2 separate regions of the Homo sapiens genome follow, and region 2 is linked to region 1. Evidence: chromatin loops called from intact Hi-C (ENCODE). Cell type or tissue: PC-3. All regions are shown on one strand.

What was found. A loop is a pair of places that touch in the nucleus more often than their neighbours do. Peaks named below come from ENCODE experiments on the same cell type or tissue, not always from the same donor. Only the 100,000 strongest peaks of a DNase experiment are listed, where the experiment ranks them.
Region 2: a loop joins it to region 1, with 13 times the contacts of the local background. A loop is called at or near these places in 9 of 110 quality-filtered maps.

What each region holds. Positions count from the first base shown.
Region 1 is chr4:106,804,982-106,812,981 of GRCh38, reverse strand. The region is part of intron 5 of LOC105377356 (a long non-coding RNA gene); the gene reads right to left. Among named protein-coding and RNA genes, the nearest start is that of DKK2, 230 kb to the left of the region's middle. In PC-3, a CTCF peak has its summit at 3,684 (motif pointing right); no DNase peak of the experiment used is centred here.
Region 2 is chr4:106,325,642-106,333,641 of GRCh38, reverse strand. It overlaps AIMP1 (aminoacyl tRNA synthetase complex interacting multifunctional protein 1), which reads right to left. Exons shown (of 7, transcript NM_001142416.2): 3 at 6,078-6,191; 4 at 5,399-5,566; 5 at 1,759-1,970. Among named protein-coding and RNA genes, the nearest start is that of AIMP1, 13 kb to the right of the region's middle. In PC-3, a CTCF peak has its summit at 4,434 (motif pointing left); no DNase peak of the experiment used is centred here.

The DNA of each region.
Region 1 (8,000 bases):
TTGGAGGGATCTGGTATCACAGATAGAAGTAACAGAAGAATAGGAAATGAGCCTATTTAGGAGTAATTAGATCCCAGATACCCTTTCACACTATACTTCTATAACCTTCCTTTACTGCAGCAGAAAATTGAAGATTTACTCCCTGGAGAAATTACATGAGAAAGTCTCTCTGTGCAGAGGTGAATGACAGGCTGGCCAGCCCTAGAAATGGAGAAAGTACCTGGGAATATCCTGTGGACAAGTGGGAGAAAGTTAACACACAACTCACTTCCCTAAAGTTGGTCCTAAGTTTGGGCAGCAGGCCTCATCCCCAGTAGAATTATTTCCAGGAGAGAATGACTAGCTAAAGAGAGAGGACTGTCATTTGCAGAACTGCTCATTAAACAGATGGACTTGGTTTTATTGCCCTATGTGAAGCCAACCAGTTGAGAAAAACCCTTCCACACACATAGTTTCCAATGAGCTTTTTAAGGTCTCCTTCTCAAACATTAAAGGCTAGCCAAGAGCGCCAGGATGATTAAGAAATCCGCCACATAAAAAATGAAAGAAAAACACAATAAAATAGAGGAAAAATTCAAAAGAATACAGAAGGAAAGAGGGATGGGGGGAAATATACATATATATACACAAACGCATATATATATATATATATATGTGTGTGTTTGTATATAGTATTATGCATAATTTTTAAGAATTGTTTCTTTTTCTCTGCACTCTTTGTTTGCATCTTTTCAGATGTCTTCTTCCCTACTTCGCCATGAATATATTAATTATTTTTTAAAGTTTTATTCTCCTTTGTCCAAAAATGGAATTGATAGAGTACCTGATGCATGTGACTACACTGAGAGGGCTTTGGCTGCTCAATAGAAAATTTGAGAAGTATTAGTAGTAGTTACACCGAAAGTTAAGCAAACAAAACAGAAGGTGACTGTTAACTCCAAGAAAAACAAGTTGTAAAGGAAAGGAAACAAAATAATACCACACAGTGTGGCCTAGCTATGAAACTTGCTTACTTAATCACAATGATGTAGACATTGAATATCGATATAATAAGAAATTGTGGTATAATGGAACATTACGAGAAAAGGGTATATGTATGTGTGTACTAAATTTGAATCCACTTTACCAAGCAGAAAGTACATAATAAAAAAATTCAAGGAATAGTATTATAAACATATTATCTAGAAATGTAGAGGCAAATAAAACAAAAAGTTAAACATTTTAAGGTATGGTAAACTTGGGAGAAAGAGGAGTGGGCAAATTGCCGTTTTCTTTCAAGACTTTTGTACTGTTTGGTCTTTTTAAACATATATCTATGTATTAATTTAATATAATAAAGTACTCATTTTAATTTTGCTTCTATTTATCTATTACATGACTTGACTTATCATAGATAATTTTATTTCAGTTGCAAGATCTCCTCCTCGTAAAGTTTCATCCATAAAAATTATTTCCGACCAGAAAATATCAATAATTTCTATTTTTATTAATCACATTTAATATTAAGTACCCCACAGCATCTTTACTAGTTATTGAGCTCACATAAGAGATGAAAAATTGATTTATCATCATTAAATTTGTATTTATTTGATATGTGATTAATAATTAAAGATAAAATTAAACTGCCAGCCACAGTTCTAAGTCCTTTGTATACATTAAGTGCTATGCATATAGTTTACATACATCAATTCGCTTAATATATGAGGCATGCATATCATTTTGGAATAGATTTGGCTGCAAGTGAGAGAAAGCCTAAATAGCAGTGCCTTCAACAAGAGGGCAATTCATTCTCACATATAAGAAACGTGTGGGCCCGGTGTAGTGGTTCATGCCTGTAATCACAGAACTTTGGGAGGCTGAGGCAGTCAGATAGCTTGAGCTCAAGTGTTGAAGACTATCCTGGGCAACAGGGTGACACCCCGTCTCTACAAAAAATACAAAAATTAGCCAGGTGTGGTGGTGCGTGCCTGTAGTCCCAGCTACTTGGGAAGCTGAAAGGGGAGGATGGCTTGAGCCTGGGAGGAGGAGGTTGCAGTGATGAGAAATCACATCGCTGCCCTCCAGCCTGGGTAACAGGGCCAGAACATATTTCAAAAAAAGAAAAAAAAAAAAAAGAAAGAAAAAGGAAATGTCTGGGGTGGGCACAGTGGCTCATGCCTGTAATTCCAGCACTTTGGGAGGCTGAGGCTGGAGTATCACTTGAGGCCAGGAGTTCGAGACCAGCCTGGGGCAACATAGAGAGACCTGATCTCTACAAAAAAAAGAAAAAAAATTAGGCCAGCGTGATGGCATATGCCTGTAGTTCTAGCTACTCTACTCATGAGGCTGTCAGGAGGATCACTTGAGCCCATGAGGTGGAAGTTGCAGTAAGCTATGCTTGCGTCACTGCACTCCAGCCTGGGTGGCAGAGTAAGACTCTGCCTCAAAACAAACAAATAAAAAATAACAAAACAAAACAAAAAAACTAAAAAGACACATAATTACCATTATTAAATCAGCTGATTCTGTCATTTGAAACTGGACACTGTCTCTAAAAAAGAGAAGGAAGAAGAAGGAAGAAGAAGGAGGGGGAGGAGGAGGAGGAAGAAGAGGAGGAGGGAAAGGGAGAGGGGGAGGAGGAAGAGGAGGGGCAGGAAGAAGAAGAAGAAAGAGAAAAGAAGGAGGAGGAGGAAGAAGGGAAGGAAGAGGAGGAAGAAGGGAAGAAGGAGGAGGAGAAGGAGAGAAGAAAGAAGAAAGAAGGAGAAGAAGAGGAGGAAGAGAGTGAGGAGGAGGAGGAGGAGGAAGGGGAGGAAATGTGTCTGAAGATAACAGGGCAAGGGGCTGGTGAAAGGTTCTGCTTCAAAAAGCCTTCAAGAACCCAAGGTCCTCCCAGCTCTTCGCTCTGTCATGCCCAGAGTATGACCCTTATTTTTATGGTTTAAGATGAACACAGACAACCTATGGGCTACAGAATAGAAAAATGGATGAAGAAGAGAAGCAAAAGGTGAACTTCATCTTTTACTTGAGGAAGGCTAACCAAAACTGTCATAGGCCGGTCTAGTTCAGTTTCCTTTGGCTATGTTCAAACTACTCTTGGTAACTTTTTACAAAGAAATAGAACACTTTAGTTCTAAATGTTTCCAATATTTTAAATAATAGTGTACTGTTACTTAAATATATATATTTAATATACAATATATATTTAATGTATTATTATACATGTTAGTGCTCTGATATTTTATTTATTTCTATATTTCTAACTATCAGTAAGGGTTTTTATGGTTTTTAAAAATATTTTCAAAGGTCATTGAGCAATTGTAATCTCCCTTATTAATTATTAAGACAATCTTGCATGTTCCTACTTACATGGCTATTATGATATGTGAGTACTGATAATCAGAAATTGTGGTATACTGGAATATATATGTATATATGATTTGATATATCATGTGCAATGTGAAGATTGTCTTTACAAGAGTAAATAGGCAATGGCAAATGGCTTGTATAATTGTCTAAGGGTTCTGAAAAGAAAAAGGAGAAAAACTGAATAATGAGAAATGAAGATGTTCAGGACAGAGGCATGTAGTTATGGGAAAAAGAACAAAGTGTGATGATTTTGGTTTTGCAGTTTAATGCGCATTACAGATTATCCCCTACAGAAGTGAATGAAACCATCAAGTTAACAGAATGACTTGACCAGTAGATGTCAGCCAGACTCTATCCTTAGCCACCCTACTGCTCCTACAATGAGATCACGACCTGAGAGTAACCATACTGGCAGAGATGGATGAGTTTTATAGGCCAAAAAGCATGAGCTTTTAGGCCTATTGCATTTAGCTGGACTATTCAATGTCCAATATCTCATCAAGGCATTTAGTCATCCAACTATTTAATGTTCAACCTGCCAGCAAAATAATCCAGTGTTGATCTTCTACTATGGTAACATTCTCTGAGGAAATCGAAGCCACTTATTATTAGCTGTAGATGTTTTATAGATGACCTATATCCACAGAAAGTCCCTTTATTCTTAGTTTTTATAATGAATGGGTGTTAAATTTTGTCCAATGCTTTTTCTTCGTCTATTGTGATTGTATGTGTTTTCTTAGTCTGTGAATATGGTAAAATATATTGATTGGTTTTCAATTGTTAAACCATCCTTGCATCCCAGGAATAAACATCACTTGGTAATGATGCAACTTGTTAATATGTTTAAAATATTTGTGCCACCTATATTTGTGAAGAATATAGGTTTGTGGTTTTCTTTTCTTATGTTGTCTTTGGTTTTGGTGTCAGGATTATGTCAGTCACATTAAATAAGTTGAGAAGTGTTCTCTTTATCCTGCGAATAAGTTTTGTGGTATTTTTTTCTTTAAATGTTTACAAGAATTCAGCAATAATGTCATCTGGGCCTGGAATTTTCTTTGTGGGAAGGATTTCAGTTACAAACTTCTATAGTAGAGACGTATCGAGATTTTTTTTTTCCCTGGGGTCAATTTTGTTAGTCTTTCAAGAAATGTGTCCATTTTATCTAGGTGATCAATTCATTGACATAAAATTTTTTATAACATTATTTTATTACCCTCTTAATGTAGGATCTTAGTGCTGCCCCCTCTTTCCTTTCTAATATTGACAATTTATATCTTTTTTCCTTTTTCTTCATCAGTCTAGCTACAGGGTTAACAATTTTCTTGATAGTCTATCTGTAATATTCATCCATTTTCTGTGTAAGTTATTTCTGATTCTATATTCATTATTTTCTTTTTTCTGCTCACATTGATTTTAATTCTTTTTTAGCTTCTTAAATTGGAAGTTTTGGTAACTAATCATCTTTAATATATGCGGTTAGTTATAAATTTTCCTCTAAGTATTGATTTAACCATATTTCACACATTTTGCTAGACTTGATATATTGTGTTTCATTTTCAGCCAGTTCAAAATATTTTATACTTTCCATAGATTTTTTTTCTCTAATCCATGGTTTATGGAGCAAAATCTGGCTTAATTTTCTAATACATGGTGATTCTTAGATATCTTTCTGTTATTAATTTCTCACAATTCCCTTGTGGTCAGGGAACATGTTCTGTATGATTCAACTCTTTTCAATTTATTAAAACTTGTTAATGGCATAGCTTGGAGCACATTTGATCAATGTTCTACATGTACTTGAGAAAAAGAGTGATGCGCTGTTGTTGAGTGAAGTTTCTATTAATATCAGTTAGATCAGATTGGTAGATAATTTTTTTAAGACTTTTTATTCTTACTTTCTGCTTTAGTCATTCTACAAATTATTGGGAGAGAAATATGAACATAATTGCAGATTTTTTTGTTTCTCCTTCCTGGTGTATCATTTATGCTTCATGCACTGTGAAATTGCTGTTATATGCATAGACACTTAGCATCGTCATGTTCTTGTTTTCTCAATCCACTTGTTAGGAAATATTTCTATCTCTGGTACTATTTCTTTTTATGAAATATGATAGTAATATGGTCCTTTGGTTTTCTTATAATTGTTTCCATGGGATATATTTTTCATCTTTTTAATATATCTTTTAGATTTAAAATGTATCTTCTATAGACAGTGTGTGTTTACGTGTGTGTGTCTGTGTGTGTATGTGTGTGTATATGTGTAAATAGCTGGGCCTTGCTTTTTTATCCAGTTTGACCATCTGGCTTTTTATTGGTGTTTGCCATTTATATTTAATTTAATTACCAATAGAATCGAATTTACATCTGCTATCTAATGCAAAATCACTAAATAAAATAGCTAAAGATTAAGCTATAACAATAAAAATCTGATTGCATCTATCCTAAAAATGTAACATTTAACTAGGAGAATACCTGTAAATGATTTTAAAATCATTTCAATGAGCTGCTTAAGAAAAAAAAGAGCTAAAAAGTTTATAATTTATTTTGAAAAATTACATATGTTTGAAATTTAAAATAACAATAAAATTTATCTCTTTTAAACATACTATTAACCCCACAATTACTGGAAAAAGTATAAAACTATATCCATATAAATTTTAAAAGCATCAACTTTTATGGTTTATAGCTTCTTTATAGTTTCATCATATGAGAAAACAAGAACATGACAATGCTAAGTGTCTACGCATATAACATATTGTAGTTTCATCTGTATCCTTAGACACTATGGTATGTCATTTTGCATAGTTAAAATGTATATGAATGAAATTATACTGCAACAAGATTTTTCATGAATTACACTAATGATATTCATTCATGTTGATTTATGTAGTTATAGAGTATTTATTTTCCTATCTGTATTAATATGACAAAACATATATATCCTTTTTACTGTGTATAGACATTTTGGCTGTTAGTCATTTTTCTATTATAAGTAAATGACTAACTACTACTCATACAAATCCAGGAGATGCTTATCATATAGAATACAATGTGAAGAGTATCTCACTGAAGTTGAATGGTACATGGATTCTTACTAGCAATACTAACAGAAAATTTTTTTTTATATGTATCTCTTGCTGAGTTTGTGCAAAAGTTTTTTCTGGGATATATCTAGAAGTAGAGCTGCTACAATAAACAGTATATGAATTTTCAAGGATACTTTGACATCACTTCACTGTTTGCCAAAGTGGTTACACAAATTTACACTCCCATTAATAGTACTTGAGTTTCCATTACTCTACAATTGGAATGTGTAAAATGGTGAAGTGGTATTAAATTGTGGTTTTAGTTTGCATTTCCTAACTATGAATGAGGTTGTTCATCTTTTACTGTTTATTGCCCATTTGTGTTTCTTCTATTTTTTTGTCCAAGCCTTTGGCTCATTTTGTATTGGCTTGTTTATCTTTTTCCTATTTATGTTTTTATATATTATAGGTTCTATTTATTTATTATATGTGTTGGAAATTACATCTACCTATATGTGGCCCATATTTTCATTATATGGTATCTTTTCATGAACAGATAGTTTAATTTTAATGTATTTTTAAACGTTAATCATCAGCTAGTCTTCTAGAGGTTCTTCTTCTGTGACTTAAGAAACCCATCTGTACCCCAGGGTCCTAAAGAATGTCTTCCTATATTTCTTCTAAAAGTTTAATAGTTGTGCTTCATTAAGTCTTTGATGAATGTGGAATTTATTTTTGTATATGGTGTGAGCTAAGGATCTAATTTTATTATCTCCCATATTACAACCAATTTTTCCATCACTAGCCGTGTCACAAAGGAAGTATTCATATGTGTGTGTGTTTCTTCCTGCTATTGCTGTGTCACCCCATGGTAGAAAGCAAAAGGGCAAGACAGCAAGAGAGAGCAAGAGAATGAGAGAGGACCAAACCCATCCTTTTCTCAGGAAATCCACTTCCAGGATAATAAATGCATTCCCTTGATAGCGGCATTAATCCATCCATGAGAGCAGAGACCTCACAATCTAATCACTTCCTAAAGGTTCCACCTCTCAATTTTGTTGCACTGGGGATTAAGTTTCCAACGCATATACTTAGGGGTGTAGCAGGACGAGTCACAGACAAGAACCCCTCCGACACTGAGTTGTAGAAGGAAGGGCTTTATTCAGCTAGGAGCATTGGCGGACTCAAGTCTCCAAAAACCAAGCTCCCTGAGTGAGCAATTCCTGTCCCTTTTAAGGGCTTACAACTCTAAGGGGTTCCACGTGAGAGAGTTGTGATCGATTGAGCAAGCAGGGGGTATGTGACCATGACCAGGGGCTGCATGTACCAGTAATCAGAATGGAACAGAACAGGAGAGGGATTTTCGTGATGCTTTTCCATACAATGTCTGAAATCTATAGATAACACAAGCAGATAGGTCAGGGGTTGATTTTTAACTACCAGGCCCAGTGCGCAGTGCTGGGCTATCTGCCTGTGGATTTCATTTCTGCCTTTTAGTTTTTACTTGTTTTTTTCTTTGGAGGCAGAAATTGGGCATAAGACAATATGAGGGGTGGTCTCCTCCCTTAGGGGGACACATCCAAACCATAGGAAGTCACTTCCATTTATGTATGTATGTTCTATTCTGTT
Region 2 (8,000 bases), 480 kb after region 1:
TTTGTTTTCTGAAGCTACACAAAGCACAGTCCCTGGTGCTAAACTCACCAGAAGAAAGGAAAAGTGGAGATACTCTAACCTCCTATCAATTTCTTTTATGAAACACTTAAAACCCAAACTTCACTGGCTCGGATAATTAATCATTGGAGACCTAAAAGAAATGAGCTTGTTAAGTAGGAAGTAGAAGAAATCACTTCCTTGTACTCTTGATGATAGGTCAATATTGATCCATTACCCGTACTGTGTTCCAGCAACGCTGAAATTAGAGAGCCAAAACAAAAGCCCAGGCTAGGGATCAAAAGTGCAATTTGATGCAATTATGATACAACTGTCTACCAAATAAGTAAAGGAAATGAGTAAGGAATCCTAGACAGAAAAAACAAGTAACACCCTTGTTTTTTTGAGACATGGTAAAAAAAGATACTCGAGTCTCTTCTTAACCTTCCGTAAATATAACACTAGCAGAAAAGTAAAGATAAATACCAAATAATCACAAGTGACCTTCCACCTCAACTATGGAATGGTTGAAACTGTGTTAAAGAGTCTAACTTCCACCTAAAGGGGCTATCCATTACTAAGTGTTAACCAATTTCTGCCTTAAGAAAATAGCAGGGGGTTGGGAAGGGTAGGGGTGGGGCTTAGTTCTGAATTTTTAAGAAACAAGACATCAGGATTTTCATGTAAAATTCCATGTGTAAGTATTTTATGAAATACTATGAAAGATAAACTGAAACTTTTTGGGATTGCATTCTTTCCTTGGCCCAGCAGTTTGTAATTTATGACCTTGGTCATATGCATGGCTCTAAAAACTACATAGCACCTGTAGTTAGAAGTTTCATGACTAACTCCACCTTGAATGGTAAACAGTAAAGCTGAACAGTATAGGGATTAAAGATAATCAGCCTCAGAGTGAGATAAATGAGTATATATATATATATCTATATAGACAGATGTATAATGAGTATATATCTATAGATACATAAAAAAGTGAACCAACTTATATATATATGTATATATATATATATATGTATCTCTGTATATATATAGCATAACTTGGTTAACTTTCCTAAACGTCATCTGTAAATGAGGGTGATACTACTTAACTGACAGTTGTATATAGTAAGAAATAAAATAGCATGTGAAAAAAATTTATCTATTAAGTACTTCTAACACAATAGTCATCATAATCATTATTTTTATCACTGCTTCATCATGGAATTTTATAATTCCTTGCTTTTCAAAATCATGTAAAATAAACCCAGAAAGCACCAATCTAAAAGCATGAGAGCAAGTTTTATTTCTCTAAAACCCAAAAAATATTTTCATACTTGAGGAAAAATGAGGAGAGGGGATCACGGAGATTGAACTTGTAATTTTTAATAGTATTCCTTTATTTGTTAAAAATGGGATGTTTTGTATTTTGTTGTTACTTAGATTTCAAATATATTTTATATATATATACACACCAATAGTTTTTTAATGCAAAATACAAAAGTAAAAATACTTTAAAAATAGATAAAATAATACATCTTTTCTTCTTCCTATCCTTATGCATTATATCTTAATTTACAGATGTTTTACAGGTTTTTGGTGGTTTTATGCTTTTTTTGTGTAATTAACCACATTCAAACTAATCGACTGAACTAATTAACAAGGGCACATGTTGTATGGTATACAAAATTATAATGGAAAGATACCAAGAAGGAGGGAATGAAAATGTTGTATGTACACAACAGGAATTTCAGTTGTACAGATTACCTGTTCAAGAGGAACATGATTCACCAGGCCACTGACAACTGTCCTTGGGGCTATTTCTCCGACATCTACTTCTTCCACATACAAAGAATCTGCATCAGGGTGTTTTCTAGCAGTTATGATGCAACCAATTCGAAGATCCAGACGGGAAACATCTATTGGCTTAGAGTCGGCACTTCCAGCTATTGATTGCTGTTTTTTCTCCTTCTTCTCTCCTAAAAAGTATTTATGAATGGGTAAACATCAGAAATAAAACCAAGCAAAAAAACACTATGAAAACTCCATGGTATCCATACCAATGAGCTTAAAAGGAAAAAATAAAAAGAATGTTTATCTCCTACCTTCACTTAAATAATAACAAAGAAAAAAATTATCCAAGTCATAAAATCTTGAATCCTATTTTAGCTATTTCTCTGTTGTATTTCTATTTGAAGACATTGTGTGAGGTTGGCAAACTATGGCTCATGGGACAAATCCAGCCTGTTGCCTGTTTTCATAAATAAAGTTTTACTGGAAGACAACCATATTCATTCATTTACATATCATCTATGGATACTTTTGCACCAGGGCAGAGTTGAGTAGTTGTGACAAAGGCTTTAGGCAGAAAAAGTTTGCCTTTCCCCGAAACAGGATAATAGAGACTCCTCTAAAAACTTTTACTATGGCTCTTTGGAAGGTGATAAATACTTTATTTAGAAAGAACACCACAACCAGTACCCAAATGACAGAATGAACTAGAGCAGAATGCAATTTCACTCATTAAATATTTTCCTCCTCACTTATATACACTAGTAAGTACATAATTAATTTCTCCATTTCTTAGATTTCTCTGAAGATATATTAGGATTTTAGGGTTATCCACAGTAACTATTTAAGCAGATAAGAATATTTTATTCTGATTATGTTTTAATAATTATATTTTTATTTATTTGCTGAAAATGTAACTCTTATTAACACATGATTATTTTAGCTACTGAGTTAATTGTAACCTGCAAAGAGGATTCATATTCTTTAAGTTTACAATTAGCTTTTCTGGCCCCAAAAAAGTAAAATCAAAATAAAACCTTATTTACCTTTGAATCCAAAGAACAGAGATAAGCTATTGTAGCTTGGAAGCATTCTTTCTCAACTATACATTTATTTAATCTTTCAACATACGGAGTGCTATGACACTGGAAACAGTAAGATGGGCAGTCCATGTTGTCAAGGCACTCAAAATCTCTTTTAAAGAAGACAGACATGTATATGTATAATGAATATGTGATAAACATGACATACACAAAGAAATATAGAAACTCAGTGAAGAATAATTCTGCATGAAGCAGGAAAGGAGAATTCTGTGTAAAGGTATTCATAATTCATACAACAATAAGTTTATCAAAGAGGGGATGGAATTAACTTAAAATAATGGCCAATTTTTAATCTCATTAGCAAGCTTTAAAAAAATTCCATTTTCCATAAACAAATTAGCAAAAATTTTTCAAAAGGTAAAAATCCAAATTATACAGAAAAATATGTACAACAAAATTACCAGAATATGCCAAAAATCTTAATATTTTTGTGTGATAAAGTATATGCATTTACTTTAAAAATACTGTAGTATAACAATATATCTACATTTGTATATATTTTAAAACTCTAATGTACTTCCTAGGCATTTGAAATACTTTTATCAGGAATCCCCATTCTAGAAATGATTGCAAATATTAAAATCTATACCAAGATCTTTGTTAATTATCATAAGGAATTTCAGAAATCCTTCACTGACAAATGAGTGACGCTCAATTAAGATATGTGGCAGTCTAGCTGGGCATGGTGGCTCATGCCTATAATCCCCGCACTTTGGGAGGCTGAGGCAGGTGGATCACCTGAGATCAGGAGTTCGAGACCAGCCTGACCAATATGGTGAACCCCTGTCTCTACTAAAAATACAAAAATTAGCCAGGCATGGCGGCATGCACCTGTAGTCCCAGCTACTTGGGAGGCTAAGATAGAATTGCTTGAACCCGGGAGGTGGAGGTTGCAGTGAGCCGAGATTATGCCACTGTATTCCAGCCTGGGTGACAGAGCAAGACTCCGTCTCCAAAAAAAAAAAAAAAAAAAAAAAAAAAAAAGATATGTAGCAGTCTAGAAAGATCATATGGGCACCACAGCCCTTGCATGAGCAGAATCTGGCAGTCCTAGCTAGCAGCTAAACACCTATGGAACAGCCCTCTATAACCAGCACTGTCTAATATGGTAGCTGCCAGCCACATAGGTTATTTAAATTTAAATTTAAAATTATTTAAATTAGAAATTCAGTTTAGTCATACTACCCACATTTCAAATCTTTAATAACCACATGTGGCCATTGACTACCATGTTGGATAATGCAGATATAGAGTACTTCCATTATCATAGAAAGTTCCATTGGATAGAAGTGTTCTAATCTTATAACTCCATTTGGTCTTGTGGTCCTGTGTGCTCCCTCTTCCATCAAAGGAGAGCCTTGTTGCCTTCTCTAACTAGAAGACTGATTAATCCTGAGTCAGAACAGTGCACCCTCCTTAGAGAATAGAATATGGATTCCACCAAATTTGCAAGAACAGGTTATATAGTTGTTTTGTGTCTACTTCTTAACGTACTTTATAAACTAGAAGAGTTAGTCTGACTTGCTTTCATTGTAATCATACCACCTAGTGGTGAAGTTGTATAGCAGAGGCTGTACAGCCCCTACCTACTTTTAACTAACAGAGGTTACTGATGTTTGCCAAAGGAACTGGCAAGTGCTTTAGAGGCTAAATTGGCTTGGGTTAGTTCATAAATCCCTCTGCATGTTATATTTTCCAAAAAAAAAAAAAAAAAGTAAATAAGTTTAAGTATAATGAGAAATATTCATAATTATTTATAAAGGCAACTTTTTAGACATATCTGGGGAAAGGAAGTCAGATTTACAATTAGAATAAATAGCTTTAGCAGCAAGGCTAAAAATAAACTAGAAAAGATGAGGCTTTAATATTAATTCAGATGAAAGATCGTTGAAAACCTGAACTGAGGTAGGACCTAATGAAAAGAAAGAGCAGAGCTGGGGTCTATGTATGTTTTGGGGACAGGAATAATAGAATTTGTTGGTTAATTAGATATGAAGAACAGGGAATAGGGACAGGTTAAGGTTGATGACTAAATTTCAAGGGTTGTTGCCTAAGTGGATGGTGACATTTCTATCTACTTTAGTTCTCATGGATTCTTGAAATCTTAGTTCAGACAGTCTGTTTTGACTGGTGGAATGTTCTTTTCCTATCTTCACAACTGGTCCTAAGCTAGTTTCCTATCTGTGACTTCTCTCAAACTATACCACAAATAGATACCAAAATTCAGCCATACCAAACTACATATGGGTTTCTACACTTAACCTTTACAGTCTGTTTTAACTTATGCCAGTCCCTCTGCCTAAAATGCCACATTTTTACCCCGTTAATCTGGTCAATATTCACACACCATTTAGGACCCAGCTTTTATGTTCCAATATCATATTGTTCCTAATTTTATCCTAGCTCATGAAAGTTGAACTTTACTTTTGATACTATTATTATTATCATTATCAAAACTTGACATTTTCTGATAATCCAGTCAAGAGCTAAATATGCTTAAAGGTCAAAAATACCTTTCTTTTCAATTTTCTCTTTCGCTTTCTTTTCGTCTCCTGTTCCTCCTTTTATCTGTTCTTTGGTACCAGAAGATACGGTTGTTACTGCTGTAGACTGTATCACATTTTCAGAAACCATAGAATTAGCGTGCAGTGGAGTACCAGATGGAAATGGTATTTGCTTCACTGAGACAGAAAATGAAATAATGTCATTCATATTAAACCAATAAATATGACAAAAAATATGAAATTGTGAACCACAAATGGGAACTCTTTTTAAATGAAAAATTCACTGTATATGGCTATCAAATATCCACTGTCTGAGACTATAAAATGGCTGCCAAAAAATTAGGCATATTTTAGCCATAATTGAGGTATCAAAGAATAAAGGCATGATTCCCATTTAATCAATTACTAAACCGAGAAACCTGCAAATAAGAACAGCTAACATTTATTATGAACTTACTATGCCCCAAACACTTTTCAAAATGCTTTATACAAATTAACTCATGTAATTCTCATACTCTAAGAAGTAGGTTCTATCCATGCCCCCATTTTATTGATAAATCTGAGTCATTTAGAAGTTATGAAGTTGTCCAAGTTGCCTAGATACAGATTCTTACTTCTTTCCTCACTGTTGGTGTGACTGGCCAACTTCTTAACTTCTGGATTACTCAAATTTTCTATATTTAATTACCTCCATTTTGAATTTCTGCCTGAATTAGCTCTTGTTTCAGTTCTTCAATTTCTTTCTTCAGTTTAGCATTTTCAACTCGAAGTTTCTTCTCTTCCCTCAAAGTTGCCTGCAAAACTAGGATCAAGAACATCCAGTTAAAATATGTTTTTAAAAGAGGTTTTGTATGAATACTATTTGAAAAGAAGACAGCCAGTATAACTACAGCTAGGATAATACTAGCTCTAGTGTAACCAAATGTTTGGCCAGTGCCTTTATGCCAGTTTAATATTTATTAAAACAACATGCTATTTAAGAGAGAGAGAGAGAGAGGGAGAAAATATATGAAATAAGAGTAAAACAGAAAGACTTTGTTTATGAATCATTTTCCTAGCTCCTATTAAGATGCTAACTAAGATCAAATTACCACCTTTTCAGCATTGCGGCTATAATAAAAGGCAATGGCAAATAACTTAAGAAGCTGGCACAAAAGTGTCAATATGTGGCCAGGTGTAGTGGCTCATGCCTGTAATCCCATAATCCCAGCACTTTCAAAGGCTGAGGCAAGAGGATCACTTGAGCCCAGGAGTTTGAGACCAGCCTGGGCAACATGGCAAAACCCATCTCTACAATAAATACAAAAAGTAGCTGGGGGTTGTGGTACATTCATGTGGTCCCAGCTACTCAGGAGGCTGAGGTGGGAGGACTGATCGAGGCTTGGAGATTGAGCCTGCAGTGTGAGTTGAGATAGTGCCACTGTATTCCAGCCTGGGTAACAGAGCAAGACCCTGTCTCAAAAAAATTTTTAAAAATAAAAGATAAAATGTCAATAACAGATGCTGAAAAAAAAGAGAAGCATTATATTAAATTATATATATATTTTTAAAAAAATTCTGAGATGTTACCACACAAGCAAAAACTATTCTCATGTCTTTCTTTTTAGTCATTACCTTTTAAAAGAAGCTGAATATTGCTAAAGTCTGAGTTAAGCTAATCAAACATTCAATGAGTGAAATAACTCAAGGATTTGCTCAAAATATAATGTATGTGTTAAAAGTGTGCAATGGGGTAACAAAAGTATAAGAGAAAAATAATGGTTCTCAGTGGGGTTGGTACTGCTTTGTAGGTAGGATTTTGAAAATCTGTAGGATTATTTTTGATTGTTAGTACTGGCATTTATTGGGCAGAAGCCAAGAATGTCAGATGTCCTGCAGTATGCTGGATACTCCTGCAAAATGAAGAACTGTTTCACATCCTGCAGAACTTTATAGTGGCCTATCATAAATTTGTATAAGTAAAAATCCTATTAATAATTATTTGAGTCTAGATTTTTAACTATTCTTTATATATAAACACAAAGTGTTTTTAAGCATGCTTATTATACCCTAAATTTTCTATGAATCAAGTACCACATAAATCAAGAGTAGACTGTACCTTGTTTTATTCAAAATACTATCTAATCAATCACTCATCAGTTTGAATAAATCATCTATATCACTATCTGCTTCTGGTATCTGAGACACCTACACAAAGGCAGTCTGACTATATACCTATACTAGTTGGCATTGTACCTATTGCATTCTTGATGATTCCATGTATGTGAATCATGGGGCATGTGACCCTCTTACACTGCCTTTAGTGGTATAATTCTGCTGAAGTATTACTTACTGAAATACATATTATTGTTACTACTACTTATACCTTTCTTTTTATTTCTCTTCTCTATTTTATATATAGGATTAAGATATGTTTTAAAATTATATATAGGTAGGTTATTTTTCTAGGAAATATTTTCCTTACAGGATATTAACAGAGATTTTATAAAACATTCATCCTAAATTGGGAGCAATATGACTAAAAACTACCAGTATAGGCTACCAAAGAATAATATAAAGGTGAAGAATAAGTAGAAAGATTTTCAAACTGGCAAAACTAAAATGCTTATCA